5 separate regions of the Homo sapiens genome follow, and all the other regions are linked to region 1. Evidence: chromatin contacts called from ENCODE Hi-C or POLR2A ChIA-PET data. All regions are on one chromosome and are shown on one strand. The core of a region is the stretch at or near the end of the contact, and the rest is flanking DNA. Distances in the headings are between cores, read along the strand shown. Region 1 holds the start of ASB16-AS1 (ASB16 antisense RNA 1). Region 2 holds the start of MAP3K14-AS1 (MAP3K14 antisense RNA 1). Region 3 holds the start of MAP3K14 (mitogen-activated protein kinase kinase kinase 14). Region 4 holds the start of RPL27 (ribosomal protein L27). Region 5 holds the start of NBR1 (NBR1 autophagy cargo receptor).

The links. Hi-C counts contacts between places; a loop is a spot of excess contacts on that map. ChIA-PET counts read pairs that join two places held with the same protein, here RNA polymerase II (POLR2A). Pooled maps may share reads with other maps.
Region 2: a loop to region 1 is called in a pooled map, with 11 times the contacts of the local background. The contact joins the promoter of MAP3K14-AS1 here to the promoter of ASB16-AS1 in region 1. A Hi-C loop is called at or near these places in 1 of 37 single-sample maps with no recorded cell type and 6 of 50 pooled maps. POLR2A ChIA-PET finds 5 or more read pairs at or near these places in 1 of 52 experiments (GM12878).
Region 3: a pooled map shows a loop between it and region 1 (8-fold over the local background). The contact joins the promoter of MAP3K14 here to the promoter of ASB16-AS1 in region 1. A Hi-C loop is called at or near these places in 6 of 50 pooled maps. POLR2A ChIA-PET finds 5 or more read pairs at or near these places in 2 of 52 experiments (activated CD4-positive, alpha-beta T cell and activated naive CD4-positive, alpha-beta T cell).
Region 4: a loop to region 1 is called in a pooled map, with 14 times the contacts of the local background. The contact joins the promoter of RPL27 here to the promoter of ASB16-AS1 in region 1. A Hi-C loop is called at or near these places in 8 of 50 pooled maps. POLR2A ChIA-PET finds 5 or more read pairs at or near these places in 2 of 52 experiments (CD8-positive, alpha-beta memory T cell and activated CD4-positive, alpha-beta T cell).
Region 5: a loop to region 1 is called in a pooled map, with 17 times the contacts of the local background. The contact joins the promoter of NBR1 here to the promoter of ASB16-AS1 in region 1. A Hi-C loop is called at or near these places in 1 of 168 maps with a recorded cell type or tissue (naive thymus-derived CD4-positive, alpha-beta T cell), 1 of 37 single-sample maps with no recorded cell type and 10 of 50 pooled maps.

The regions. Positions count from the first base shown.
Region 1 is chr17:44,185,140-44,187,984 of GRCh38, forward strand. ASB16-AS1 (ASB16 antisense RNA 1) reads right to left here and starts at 1,578. Exons shown (of 3, transcript NR_049730.1): 1 at 1,426-1,578. It overlaps TMUB2 (transmembrane and ubiquitin like domain containing 2), which reads left to right and starts at 1,833. Exons shown (of 4, transcript NM_001076674.3): 1 at 1,833-1,970; 2 at 2,537-2,604. The coding sequence starts at 2,570. RefSeq lists an enhancer at 1,157-1,691.
Region 2 is chr17:45,246,471-45,249,311 of GRCh38, forward strand. It overlaps MAP3K14-AS1 (MAP3K14 antisense RNA 1), which reads left to right and starts at 1,455. Exons shown (of 4, transcript NR_110326.1): 1 at 1,455-1,533. It overlaps FMNL1 (formin like 1), which reads left to right. Exons shown (of 27, transcript NM_005892.4): 26 at 35-134; 27 at 397-848. The coding sequence ends at 126. It also overlaps the pseudogene EFCAB15P. RefSeq lists enhancers at 933-1,002, 2,253-2,302 and a silencer at 1,113-1,842.
Region 3 is chr17:45,315,727-45,318,661 of GRCh38, forward strand. It overlaps MAP3K14 (mitogen-activated protein kinase kinase kinase 14), which reads right to left and starts at 1,294. Exons shown (of 16, transcript NM_003954.5): 1 at 1,234-1,294.
Region 4 is chr17:42,997,010-42,999,709 of GRCh38, forward strand. It overlaps RPL27 (ribosomal protein L27), which reads left to right and starts at 1,410. Exons shown (of 5, transcript NM_000988.5): 1 at 1,410-1,462; 2 at 1,740-1,822. The coding sequence starts at 1,742. LOC124904006 (a long non-coding RNA gene) reads right to left here. Exons shown (of 2, transcript XR_007065759.1): 2 at 1-2,377. RefSeq lists enhancers at 967-2,166, 1,132-1,441, 1,452-1,691, 1,762-1,871.
Region 5 is chr17:43,169,921-43,172,620 of GRCh38, forward strand. It overlaps NBR1 (NBR1 autophagy cargo receptor), which reads left to right and starts at 1,294. Exons shown (of 21, transcript NM_005899.5): 1 at 1,294-1,382. LOC101929767 (a long non-coding RNA gene) reads right to left here and starts at 483. Exons shown (of 2, transcript NR_110868.1): 1 at 206-483. It overlaps LOC124900391 (a long non-coding RNA gene), which reads right to left and starts at 1,044. Exons shown (of 2, transcript XR_007065760.1): 1 at 496-1,044. It also overlaps a transcript of BRCA1 not described here and the pseudogene BRCA1P1. RefSeq lists enhancers at 115-324, 595-644, 895-1,004, 1,325-1,434.

The DNA.
Region 1 (2,845 bases), core at 328-2,827:
GGGCTCAAGTGACACTGCTGAGTCAGCCTTCAGAGTAGCTGGGACTACAGGTGCATGCCACTGTGCCTAGCTATGTTTATTTTACCACAATGAAAGGACTTACAAAAAAGAAGCTAGACACCGAAGAGGATACACAGTTGGATTCCATTTATAGCAAGTACAAAAACAGGAAAAACTAATGTATGGTGACAGACGTCAGAATAGTGATTACTCTTTGGAGGTTAATGGCTAGAAGAAGACATGAAGGGGGAGATTCTGGGGTAATTCTTTCTTTTTTTTTTTTTTCCTGAGACAGAGTCTCGCTCTGTCACCCCAGCTGGCGTGCAGTGGCTCCATCTCAGCTCACTGCAACCTCCGCCTCCCAGGTTCAAGCCATTCTCCTGCCTCAGCCTTCTGAGTAGCCAGGATTACAGGCGTGCGCCACCACGCCCGGCTAATTTTTGTATTTTTAGTAGAGACGGGATTTCACCATGTTACCCAGGCTGGTCTTGAACTCCTGACCTTGTGATCCGCCTGCCTTAGCCTCCTAACGTGTTGGGATTACAGGCGTGAGCCACCGCGCCAGTCCTAATTATCTATTTCTTGATCTAAGTGCTACTTCTGCCAGTGTTCAGTTGGTAGAAGCCACCGAGCTTTTTGCTTATGTTTGCCCCTGTCTGGATTATTTATCCTTTAATCAGTAGTTCTCCAAAACCCCAAACTCCAGCGCTTTTTTTTTTTTTTTTGGAGACAAGGCCTCCCTGTCGGGTGCAATGCAGTGGCTCAGATCATAGCTCACTGCAGCCTCGAACTCCTGAGCTCAAGCGATCCTCCCACCTCTGCCTCCCAAAGCGGTGGGATTACAAGAGTAAGCCACTCCCCCCGGCCACAGTAAGTTTTTAGAAAAAATTTTAATTGCGGCCGAGCGCGGTAGCTCACGCCTGTAATGCCAGCACTTTGGGAGGCCGAGACGGGGGCGGATCACCTGAGGTCGGGAGTTCGAGACCAGCCTGACCAACATGGAGAAACCCTGTCTCTACTAAAATACAAAATTAGCGGGGCGTGGTGGCGCATGCCTGTAATCCCAGCTACTCGGCAGGCTGAGGCAAAAGAATCGCTTGAACCCGGGGGGGCGGAGGTTGCAGTGAGCCGAGATCGCGCCATTGCACTCCAGCCTGGGCAACAAGAGCGGAACTCCCGTCTCAAAAAAGAAAAAATTTTAACTGCAAAAATCTGGATAAGTTCTTGAAAGCTGGACTTTTCCCCCTTTTTGTGTCCTAAGCCTGCGCCGAATCTGTGCCTTCTTTGAAATGCTTTCCCGCCTTCTTTCTCCGGGTCCCACACTACCTGGGGCCGCACTCTTCAAGCACTGGATGCTGACTAACTGGTCTCCTTATCTGTCTTCCCGACTGGCCCAGAGCTGAGTTCTTACTAATCCCCGCTAACCTGGAGTTAGGTGCGCGTTGCAAAGCAGTAACGAATCCAATCAGCCGGGGAGGCAGACAGCAGGGCCGGAAGAACAAAGCTGGAAAGGGAAACGTCGCACCGGCTCTGCCCAGCGGCGCCAGCCCGGGCAACCTTCCGCAGTCGCGAAGCCACGCCCCTTTCCCAAGTACCTCCGCGCTAACTCCTCCCCCCTGGCCCCGCCTCTCACCCTGGATTGCCTAAGGCCCCGCCCACCAGGCGTGGCCCCGCTCTGGGAGGGCCGCAATCCCGCCAACAATGACTCCACCCCTCCTTCCGCTGAGAAACCTGTCCCTTTTATTTAAAGAATACCTTTTACGTCAGCCCGTCTTACGCAGCTTCGCGTCATCAGTGCAAGGCGCGGAGGCGGGACTTCCTGTCCCTGGTATAACAGCTTCCGGGAGAAGCCGGAAGAGACCGGACCCTGAACAGAATCGCAGATTGCCAGCCCTTTTCCCGACCCCTACGGAAAGACGAGTCCAGGGGCCGTCCTGGCGAGGTCAAAACATTTAGTCTGGTCTTTTCAGGTGAGGACTTCCCCATCCAGGCACAGTGCCGGTCCAATCCCCCTTTAATTTCCCATGACTCCTCGCGTCCTGAAGCCCCGCCCCCAGTTCCCCAGCCCCGCCCCGAAGTTTGAGGGGTGTGGACGGTTTGTGACCCCCTTAGCCGACCCTACTCCTCACTGGCCGGGACAACTGGTCTTATCACGGAGGCTGGGGCCAGGCAGCCCTTCGGTTCGGGTGGGCCCATGGACCCCAGTCCAACGCCGAGGGAATAGGACCATCCAAAAGCGGAACCTTCGCCTCAGAAAAAGGGTGCGGGACCCCTCCTCACCGTGCGGTCACGGTACGGACAGGGTAGATCACAGGCTGAGGGACAGAGCAAAGACCCCTGAGGCCGGACACCTGGGGTCCTGCCGGGCCCCTCCCCACGAGAGTTCCCTGTGTCTGTGCCAATCGTTTTCGTCTTTCTTTGCCGCAGTTTCTTTTCCTGTAAATCATGGTTAATAACATTAACCTTCTTACCATCAGGGGTTAGTTGTGGTTGTGATAAATAATTACTACCGTTATTAAGCAATTGCAATTTGCAGTGTGCCAGGCACTGTGCCAAGTATTTTGCTTCGATGATTTCACGTCATCTTCAAAACAACCTCATGAGGTAGGTACTGTTTTTAACCCCATTTTACTGATGAGAAAGCTGAGGCTCTGAGAAAGTTGTCTGAGGTGTTATAGCTAGTAAGACGCAAGACTGGGGTTATAATTAGTTGTTTTTCTAACTCCAGGGCCGGTATATTAAATAAGGATGTTGATGTGTTCCACAGATAATTCTTTGAGCAACTACTGGGGCATTATATTGGACACTTCAGTACCAAGAGAAATACATACGATCCTTGTCTACC
Region 2 (2,841 bases), core at 205-2,704, 1.1 Mb after region 1:
TCTACTCCCCTTCACCTGCCCCACCCCCACTCAGTGATCAAGACGGTGCCCTTCACGGCCCGCACCGGCAAGCGGACATCCCGGCTCCTCTGTGAGGCCAGCCTGGGAGAAGAGATGCCCCTCTAGCCCCTCAGGTACCCAGATGACCTGGCCTCTGATACCACGCTGCCCACAGCCCCTGGGACCCTTGGGAGAACTGAGGCATGCTGCCTTCTCCTGGGCCAGTGGATGGCTGGGATGTGATTTGTGGGGTGGAGGGGTCTGGCAAACATAAACGGTACCCCTGCCATGTGCACACAATCTGAGTCCTTAGGAGGCTAAGCTTTGTGCCCTGGAGCCATGCTCCCAGCTCTGGGCGGACTCCTGAATGGTAAATGTGTCTCCTTCGGCTGCCAGATCTGCGGAACCAGCCCTACATCCGCGCAGACACAGGCCGCCGCAGTGCCCGTCGGCGTCCCCCGGGCCCCCCACTGCAGGTCACCTCCGACCTCTCGCTGTAGCCGCTATTTCTGCAGGTGGATTCTGCAGGGGTGTGGGGCCGTGGACAGGCTGAGGCTCAAGGAAGGTGGTCCTCAGCTCGGCTGGCCGGGCAGCCCCTCCTCCGCTGTGGCCCGCCTCAAACGGGCTGGTGCATCCTCCTCTTGGCCACAGAGGGCAGCATCGCCCGCCCCTTCCCCCAAATGCTGCTTGCAGCACCCACCCTAAAGCCCCCTCCAAATAGCCATACTTAGCCTCAGCAGGAGCCTGGCCTGTAACTTATAAAGTGCACCTCGCCCCCGCAAGCCCCAGCCCCGAGGACCGTCCATGGACCTTATTTTTATATGAGATTAATAAAGATGTTTGCAAAAGATCCGCGTCGGCTCCATGCCTGCCGCAGCCACCCGCAGCCTGTTTCCGCTCAGCAAACGCTTTACTTGCACAAGCTCTTCATAGCAGGCCTCTGCAAACCAGCGGGCGCCGGGGAGAAGGGCTGCTTCTTCACTAGAGTTGGCGGCGAGGGAGCCCGCTTCGAGGGGGCGGAGGCTTTCGTGGCTGGCCCAGTATCCCTGCGGGAGGCCGGAGGGGGCGAGCGGGCAGCTGGGGTTAGACACGCCGGGCCAGCCCCGCAGCAGTTCTCCTTCCGGCTGCCCCGCCCCATTTGCGCCAGTCCTGCCTCCCACCCGGGCATCTGGCCCCTTTTCCTTTCGCCCTACCCAGTACTTAGTGACGCCATAAGTGACCTCGCCTTACATCTCCGCGCGTGCCGCCTCCGTCACCGCCTGCCGGGTCCCCATTTCTTCCGGGCCTGCCCCCGCTCCTCGCCTGCCCCTCCCCTCCACCAGCCAGTGTCGCCCCATCTGTCTGTCCTCCGGGCACTTGTCCCGCCCCTCACTGCGTGTCCCTCCCCCGCCCGCCGGCTCTCACCTAGGCCGAGACACGCCCCGGGCTGGGCGGGATCTTGGGGCGGCCGGGCTAGTAGGGCTGGATCAGGCGGAAGCCGGGGCCCGGGGCTGGGCTTCGTGTCCTGCGTTCCGGGAGCGCCAACCCCTCCAGGTTAGGAATCTGAGAGTACGGGCTGCGCGCACCTGGGGCGGGTGCCTGGGAGGAGGTGGAGGAGGAGACGGTCCTCAGAACGGGTCCTGGGGGTCGGAGGCGAGGGCGGGGGTTGTAAGTGGCCGGGAGAGGTCCCTCCCGCGGGTCCCGGCGCCCCCCGCCCCGTCGGGGACGCACCTACTTCGTGCAGTTTGTGCAGCGAGCGCGCCAGCTCCTAGTTGGAGAGGTCGCTGATGCGCGCCGCGTGGCAGAAGGCGAGCCCCGCGTGGGAGCGCCCCCCAACCCCCGCAGCCTGGGCTGAGCCGCAGAGCCCGCTGCTTCTTGAAGTAGTAGCTTGGAGAAGAGAGGCGGGGCGGCCGCCTCAGACACTCCCAGCCCTCTCTGTCTCACAGGTGCGGAAGCCAAAGCAGGGCCGGAAGCCGCTGCTTTGTCTTTGTCCTGGGGCGACTTGGGGCCCAGGAAACAGACTCAGAATTCAGGGCTCCCGTCTCTAGGGCAGGAATATCAGGGGTCCCTGCGGGGGGCAGGGTTTGCTCCTCCCATTGTGGGCCCAGGAGCTGGTATGGTTGTGCCCACCTCATCACCCCCCGTGCCAACTTGGAGGGCACAAAGCCCCGGCCCAGCAGCTTGAACAGCATTTCCAAGAACAGGGTCTGCAGTCCCTGGGGGTACAGAGCTGGCTGTTCCTCACCCGGCTTGGGGGCAAAAAAGGTGAAGGAGGGTGAGGAGGGGGCACCCCCTAAGCCAGGCCCACCCCTCCTCCACCAGCCTTGCCCCTCACCCATGCACTGAGCCAAGCGGTGGTTGTCATCGAAGACACCCAGGAAGTCAATGAAGCTTACGATTCCATCACCTGGGGAGAGAGGAGAGGGGGTGCTGTGGGTGCCTGCCCCCTGCAGAAGGCCTGCCTTGCACATGCCTGCTGGCAGTTCCAGGTGTTAGAGAATCTAGTCCTGCCTCTAGCCAAGGGCAGACCCCAGTTTCAATGGGGGAGAAACGGCCCATGCCTTGGGGGTTCCCAAATCAGGATTAGGATGAACACAGCAGCAACGTTTACAGGCCATGAGATAGGTGTGTTGGTCAGGGCAGGCTTCCTGGAAGAGGGAACTTTAAAATAGGACCAGGCCAGGATTTTGTGGGAAGGGGAGGCATTCTTTAAAAGAATGCCTGGAGGTGGGAGGGGACAAGAAGACAGGGTTGGGGCACCCACCATCCAAGTCTGCCTGCCGCAGAGCCTCGAACGTCTCCTGTGGACTCAGCTGGATACCCACATTGCCCAGGGCAACTTTCATGCTGTGCATGTCCACG
Region 3 (2,935 bases), core at 44-2,543, 1.1 Mb after region 1:
CTATGAGGCATCAGGCAAGATATATACCACCCCCACTCCCTCATACACACCTGCCTCAGGTGCCTCGCCCATAAAACAAGACACTACAATCTGTCTTACCACACAGCCATCTGAAGGAAAACGGAGCTCACAGGTATGAAGACACTAAGCAAAAAACACATCACTAATGTTAAGATACTGTCTCCTTCTAATCTTTCAGAAAGACCATGTTTCTAGTCAAGGGGTTTCCAACATTTTTCTTGGAATAAACTCCAGACTCCTATTTTATATCATGACCTCACTCTAATCATTTAATTTCATGTGCTTTTAAAGTCCTTAATTAAGTCATTGGTGTTCATTGTCTCCAGCGATCAAAAGTAGTTTTACCATTTACTTTGCTGATGTATGTACCTTTTCACCACTTATCCTCTCCCTCATTCATACCTCCAGTCCACCCTTTAGGGCCGAGAGCAACTTTTTAACCTCGACTAGGAAGGAAACACTTTTTCTGAAGCTACCCAGCACTAAGGAGGCTCCCGGGCAGGTGGGAAACGTACGTACAAGTGGCCCCTCTCTGCCTGGTGCCCAGTGGCTGCAAGATGCCAGGGCCACGATGGGTTTCCAAGATGGGAATGTTATATTTGAACCGACAGATAAAGTCCCGAGTTGGAGAGCCCAGAAGAATTACAGAGGAGGACTGGGGTCCGAGGGCGGAGGGAGGATGCTGCGGGCGGCCAGCACTGCCCCGCTGCATGCTGAGGACAGGCTTAGCTCCTGCTCCCCGCCTTGAGGTGTGACCTGAGAACTTCCCATGAAAGGCCGGGAGGGTTTCACGCCAGGGCAGATGCCAGGGCGCACTCCTGCAGGAGACACGTCCGCCCCGCGGCAGGCGAGCTCCATCCTGGGGGCACTGGGGCGCAGAGCAGGCGGGCGGGCCTGGCGGCGGCGCGGGGCACTAGTGAAGGGGAAGCAGGCGGCCCCTGCGCGCGCTCGGAGCCAGCGTGTGGCCAGCAGGAGTGCGCGGCCTGGAGGCCCGGGGCGAGCGCGGCACCGGCAGCGCGTGCGAGGGCGCGCCCGCGGACCGCTGCGAGTGGGTTGGACGGGGTACGTCGGACTGCGCTGGCCTGGCCGCCGACCCCACTGCTCCGGGGCGAGGGGCCAGGCCGCAGCCCAGCCCGGGGCTGAGAGGCGATCCATCCCAGCCGCTCCCTGGTCGCCTCGCACCGGGCCCCAGGGTCCCGCCCCGTCACCTACCGGCCAAGCGCCGATCTCCCCAACCAAGCGAGTGTTGCGCTCCGCTCGCCCGCGATCTCCCGCCGCCGGCCGCCGACCGCTGAGCTCCCGGCCCGTGGTCGCCCCGCCCCGGTCCCGGGCTCCGCCCCCTCGCCTTCTCGGCCGCCCCCGGGGCCACGCCTCCCCCGGAGGCTGTAACTTTGCCTCGCTTCGCGCCTCCTTTCTTTGGCCGCACCGCGACCCGTGGCCCCGCCCACTCCCCTACGCCAACCAATGAGACGGTCGTCCCGGCAAGCCCGTCTTCCCGCTCCCTAGCAACGATTGGTTAACGAGGCCTGGTTTCCAGAAATGGGCACTATTTCCGGACGATGTTTGTAGAAGGGAGATCGCTGGGCGGGCGGACTGACAGAAGGCGGAGGCGACTAGGGTGTTGGTGGAACCACACATGCGCCCTCGGCTTCTGGCAGTCTTACCAGCTGCGTTCTCGAGGTTACGGGAAGGAAGGGCGAGTGTGCGCATGCGTGGGCACTCCCTGCCACTGACTTCGGTTACCTTGGAGACAGCGAGGCGCTCTCCCTCGTGGGTCGCGCGCGTTCCGCTTCCTCTCTGCTGCCAAGCGGTGGCGGCTGAGGCGGGAGGTGGTGGGGGTAGAGACGTTTTTATTGAGCTCTTACCGTGTGCCTGGTCCTGTAGAATCCCTGGAATGAGTAAAGAAGGTTACAGTGCCTGCCCTCGAGAAGCTTGGGGAGCCAAGGGCTTACAGGGGCCCGACCTGTGGGTTGAAACCCAGGTACAAAGAGAGCATGTGGGTGCGTGGCGTGGTACGAGCGCTGAGCAAAGCATCTGCTCTCTGGGTTTGCAGACCACAGAGCCAGCAAGAGGATGAGAGCTTGATGTATGCAAAGAAAGGACCTGGAGTTCAGAATATGCATTGAAGTGTCAACAGTGCTTCTTTCTGAATGGGGGTCGGGGGTGGGGAGTAGGGAAGGTATAGAAACTTTTTCTAACTTTTGCCCCTCTGTATTATCTAGTGTTTCCACACTGAGCTTGTATTTTATTTGTAATAAATTCCAGGCCAGGCACGGTGGCTCACTCCTGTAATCCCAGCGCTTTTGGGAGGCAAAGGCAGGAGGATCGCTTGAGGCCAGGAGTTGGAGAACATCCTGGGCAATATAGCAAGGACCTCGTCCTTGCAAAAAAATAAAAGAATAGCCAGGCGTGGTAGTTTGCACTTGCAGTCCCAGCTAGAGGGGAGGCTGAGAGTCTGAGGTTACAGTGAGCCATGATCGTGCCACTGCACTCCAGCCTGGGTAACAGAGTGAGGCAGTCCTTTAAAAAAAAAATCCAAACTTTTTTTTTTATTGCAAAATAAAAGATGTACTCCTACCCTGGGCATCCCACTTCCATGAAGGGTCCATGGTAGGTGTGGTGAGTGGCTCTAGTCCGGGGATAGGCAGGCCCCACCCAAGGCTGTCTTGAAAAGTAAGGAACACCCCATCTCTGGAAGTGTTTGAGCAAAGACCACCATCTGCTTGAGACTACTTTGCAGACAGTCCGAAGCTGAACTCTTCTTTCTGGATATCTGTGCCAAACAGTCATCTCTGCTGGGGAATAGGGAAGACCATTTATTTAGGCAGTGGTCAAAAACTCACAACCTGAGGGCCTCATTCACTCACCCAGGCCAGAAATATGCTTTGTTTGGCTGGCCCAATATTTTTTTAAA
Region 4 (2,700 bases), core at 160-2,659, 1.2 Mb before region 1:
CCTGAAGTCCTAGCTACTCAGGAGGCTGAGGTGGGGGGATCACGAGCCCAGGAGGTTGAGGCTACAGTGAGCCATGATTGTGCTACACACCATTCAGCCTGGGTGACAGAGCGAGACCCTGTCTCAAAAAACAAAACAAAAGCCATTGCAATGGGATCCTGAGGGATACAGGGAAAATTGTATCACTGGAGAGCTTCAGGAGAGAACTGATGAAATCCTGGTTGTTCCACATCTTGCCCAAGACAAATCCTATAGGTTCAGATAAGCAAAAACTGTGAGATAGTTTATCTTTCCCTTAAACTCGGAAAGCACATAAGGTACCATGTGAAAACACTCTTCTGGTGAGTGATGGGAAATAATTCAGTTTGAGAGCCAACTAGACCTAGATTCAGACCTAGATTTGAATCCCATCTATGCCACTGATTAGGATTAACCTCAGACAAGCAATTTATCCTCTCTGAATTGCAATTTCCTCATGTCTAAATGGGAGGAGAATGCCCAAGATGCAGAGTTGTGAGGATTAAACAGGCTGCCGGCTTGTATAAAGTGCTCACATCTTGCCTGGGAGAGAATCGCTGCTCAGGATGGTGACATGGTAAACAGTATGGGTTCAGGAGTTGAACTGCTTGAGGCTGAGCCCCAGCTCCACTATTTAACCACTATAGACTTCGGGCAAATCTCTCTAAGCCAGTTTCCTCGACTCTAGAATGGAGATAATAGTATCTATTTCTTAGTGTTATGATGACCAAATCAGATGATGTGCATAAATAGATTAACCTGACCTGGCACAGGGTAAGCAGCTGCCATTCTTCTCCTCTACCTCCCTCATGCTTATTCTAGTTGGTAATGTCAGTGACACCACTAGACTTTAACTGTTGGGGGTAAATATCCTTTTTGTTTGTTTTTTTAAAACCAAATTTAGCAGTGGGGGGTTGTATACCAACTTTAGTGACCCTAACGTTGATAAGTTCTGATAACCCACTACTATCGGACCAGCCACCCTTACTGATCTTTGTCCCTCCCTCTTTAGCTAACAGTGCCCCCGACAGGCACCAATAAATGCCCTATTTTTTTCCCTGTGTCTCCCAAGAGAAAAAGTAAATTTCAGATTGTGTTCCCCCTCCTAGCGCCAGAGAAAGGAACTACAACAAAGCCTAGCTGCTGAGTCCAGAGCGCACAGCACAGTCGCCCTCCCAGCTCTTCCGTCGGCCGGGAGGAGTCTCCTTTGCTCTTGTCTACTGCTGGAGCTGCTAATAAAGTTTCATTCGAATACTTGAGCTGCCGCGCCCTGCGTTTCCCTCATGAGCTTCTTCCGCCCGCAACACGAGACTCAGCACCACACAATCAGCGTGGCAAAGCCTGAAGGGCGGGACAGGAAGTGAGGTCACTCCTCACCGGGGTGAAAGGTTAGCGGAAGTGTCCTTCTTTCCTTTTTGCTGGTAGGGCCGGGTGGTTGCTGCCGGTAAGTAGAAGCTTGGGTTGAATCTTTCAATCCGCTGCCATCCGCGGCTTGGGGGTCGAAGGTCCGGGCGGCGCCGGGTGCATTCCTTCCCTAGGTCTCTGGCGGCTACGTATCCGATCCTGTCCTGCGAGCAGGGCCCTCGGGCGGCCTTGACCAAGGCGACAGTGAACACAGTCTGAAGTTCCGGCCCAAGACCTGGGCTTGCTGGCAGGAGTCAGCTCTGGGCATCTTTGGCTTTACGGATTTTTAAGTGGCCCTTTCTCCTTGCTCTCTGCAGAAATGGGCAAGTTCATGAAACCTGGGAAGGTGGTGCTTGTCCTGGCTGGACGCTACTCCGGACGCAAAGCTGTCATCGTGAAGGTATCAGCCTCGCGGGACTCTGCGTCCTTGCATGCCGGGACCAGGCTGGCTGCGGCGGGGCGGGCAGGCTTGGAATTCAAGGCCTGTTTCTGGGGCAGTAGCCAGTGAGCACGGTCAGGGTGAACGTGGGAGAGTTTTTGAGAGAGGAAGAAGCACAGTAAAAGCAAATGTGAGCTGAATTGGGCTCCCAACGCATAAAGCCTTCTCCACCAGAGGCTTTAAATATATAGTAATAGTGGCTGACATTGCACGCTTGCTATGTGCTCCCACTGCCTTTCAGGTATTGTCATGTGCAGTCCTTGAAGTAATCATAGGGGATTCCTTTTCTTTTCTTTTCTTTTTTTTTTTTTTGAGACGGGATCTCTGTCCAGGCTAAGTGCAGTGGCGTGATCACTGCAGCCTCGACCTCCCGGGCTCAAGCGAGTCTCCCATCTCAGCCTCTCGAGTGGCTGGGACTACAGGTGCGTGCCACCATCCCCAGCTATAGGGGGTTCCTTCCTGTTGCTAAGGTTTGGAGGTGTTCTGTTATTTACCTGAAGTGCTGCAGCTGGGAATCTGTAAGAAGAGGAGGAAATTGCTTTTAGAAAGGTCACATAGCCCCTCACTGTTTTCCTCTTATCCATGATTTTGTAGCTTCTTGAGAGAGTTCCCTAGGCTCTGGCCACATACACCACTGCGTTTTGTTGTTGTGGGGACACTGGAGTACCCCTGGATTCCCCTCTCCCATCTCCTGAGACTGATCTCTGGAGTTAGGCTGTGGTGTCTTAACCTTGGCTGTACACTTCACTAGCAGTGGAGCAAGTGAATAGATACCAAGTCCTGTGAGCAGTGCTTGGCATATAGCAAGTACTTCTTAAATGTTAACTGTTGCTACTTTT
Region 5 (2,700 bases), core at 44-2,543, 1.0 Mb before region 1:
TGGCCAGGACCTTTGCAAACAAGCCAGGCCAAAAAGTTTCAATATTTACACTGGCTGCTTTAATAAGGGCATTGATCTTATCCTCCGTAAAGGTCACCTCATAGTCCTGCAGAATGAGGGCAGAGTAGATGCAGGCAAGCTGGGAGACGGAGGCCATAGCGCGGGCGAGTGTGGGGCTGGGGCTGCCGGACGCGGTGCTACTCACCGGATGAAGTGAGGGTCTCACCCCAACGCGGCCTTAGCTTCCTCGGAAGGACCGAACACCTTGGCGGCAGCCGAGGAAAGGGGTTCCACAGTTTTAATTTATCTGTAATTCCCACGCTTTACTGTTGCCACGGAAACCGCTGAGCAATAGCCTCTCAGAATAGGAAATCAAGACACAGTCAGAGGAAGGGCGGGACAGAAAGAGCCTAGCATCTCTCGGGGCTCTGGGTTGGCCACCCAGTCCTCCCCTGGTGACATAAAAAGAAAGAGACGGAAAAGGAAGAATTCTACCTGAGTTCGCCGTAAAGCGCCCGCCCTCTCGCCTCTACGCTTCCAGTTGCGGCTTATTACGTCACAGTAATTGCTGTACCAAGGTCAGAATCGCCACCTGAGGCCTGAATATCAGCGTAAGATAGTGTCCAAAGCAGTCTTAAGAAGAGGTCCCATTACCCCACTCTTTCCGCCCTAATGGAGGTCTCCAGTTTAGGTAAATAAAAGGATTGTTGGGAGGTGGAGGGAAAGAACTACTATTTCCAACATGCATTGCGGAACGAAAGGCCTTGGCCACACTGTTCCTTGGAAACTGTAGTCTTATGGAGAGGAACATCCAATACCAAAGCGGGCACAATTCTCACGGAAATCCAGTGGATAGATTGGAGACCTCCGCGGGCTTATACATGTCAACAGTAATGGATTGGAGTGTTGTTATGTTCTCCTATCTTGAGAGCAGAGACTAGGCCAAAAAAAGATACCTACAACTCCTAGGAAGACTACGATTCCCATCCAGCCCCACGAGTCTCGGGCAAGTAGTCCTCTAAGGTCAGTGGCCTGCGGGGACGCAGTGGGCGCCGAATTTGCCTGGGGAAGGGGAAATCCGCTCTGGCCCACATCTGCGCACTCCTAGTTCCGCCCCTCAGCCTCAATGTTTGTTATTGTTGTTCGGGTTCAGGTTGCTTCTGCCCCGCCCCATCGACGCAATCTCCACCAATCAATGGCGTGGTCGTTTTGAGGGACAAGTGGTGAGAGCCAATCATCTTGGCGAACACTCGGAGAAACAGGGGACTAGTTACTGTCTTTATCCGCCATGTTAGATTCACCCCACAGGGATAGCGGCAGAGCCGGTAGCGGACGGTCCTTGCATTGGCCTCCGGCAGGCGCCCCCCGGGGGCGGGAAGCTGGTAAGGAAGCAGCTGCGGTTACCTAGGGGTGGGGTCACGTCACGCTAAGAGGGTTTGGGGAAGTTCAAGGGAGGAATCCTGCAAAGAAGAGGGGCGACTTTTTCCGTGTTTCGGGACAGCTAATCTTTTTAGTGACAGGATGAGAGAGCCCTTCATGTTCAGAGGGACCGAGTTGGCGAGAAGCGCCGGAGAGTTGGAGAGTCTGTGGGTCAGAACATCCGGCTTCTACTGATGGAAGGCCACGACTCCCCAGTGGAATGAGGGCCTAGGCAAAGAAAATGAGAGAGCCCTCGGGGTAGTGACACTGTCTTGGGAACATGGAGTGCTAGGAAACGAAAACTGGAAGACTAGGATGAACTCTGCAAGTAAAAAAATGACACTACTTACACATCCTTCTCATCCCATCCTCGTTTTTTCGAGACCTTAAAGAGATCTCCTTGGTTAGGGACCTTCGGTTTTGGAAAGGCACTGTTTTTCCTTTTTGTCAAACACTCAGCTTTCAGGCCACACTTTTTTGAGACAGAGTCTTGCTTTCTCAAAGACCAACCCAGGCTGGGCTTGAACTGCTGAGCTCAAGCGATCCTCGTGCCTTGGCCTCCCAAAGTGCTGGGATTACAGGTATAAGCCACCGCTCCCGGCCTCAGGTCACACATTTTAAAGCCTGGATAACTTGGCTTGTAAAGGCCTCTGGTGGAGACAGTAATCAAAGCTCAGGTTGCCAGGTCTGTTTCATTAAAGGGATTTTGTTGAGGCTGAAAAAAAAATCGACGTGGAGGAAAAGCTAACTTGTGCCAAGCAAAGGTGAGTCAGTGGCATGGACTTACAATAATGCCAGTTATGAAAGCTGAAGGCCTAAGACCCAGCTATCTGACTCTACTGGCTGTAGACCTAAGGGGCAGATAGGGTTAACCATAGCTTTGGTGTTTACACACGTTTAAGATTAATGCTCCTGCTGAAAGAATTTTTTTACATGTCAGCCAAAGAGAGTTCCTTATGAAGACCTGGATATGGTCCAGCCAAGCTAGAATCTCCCACTTCCTGTTTTCTCTTAGTTGGCCCACCAGCTGGAGGAGCTCCAGAGTATCTAAATTTCCAATTGTGTAATTTGAGAAAAAGAGAGGAAGATTCATTTCCTTCACAAGTAGGGAAGTGTGTTTCTTGAAGTTGGAAAGTGATATTTCAGAATACCCACTTTTGGCGGACTGAGTCACTTCATTTCCTTGATTTTTTGCCTAAGGTCCTGGGGAATTGACAAAGATTCTCAAATTTTAAGGACCCCAATAATTACATTTCATATGAATGAATACTAGATGTCAGC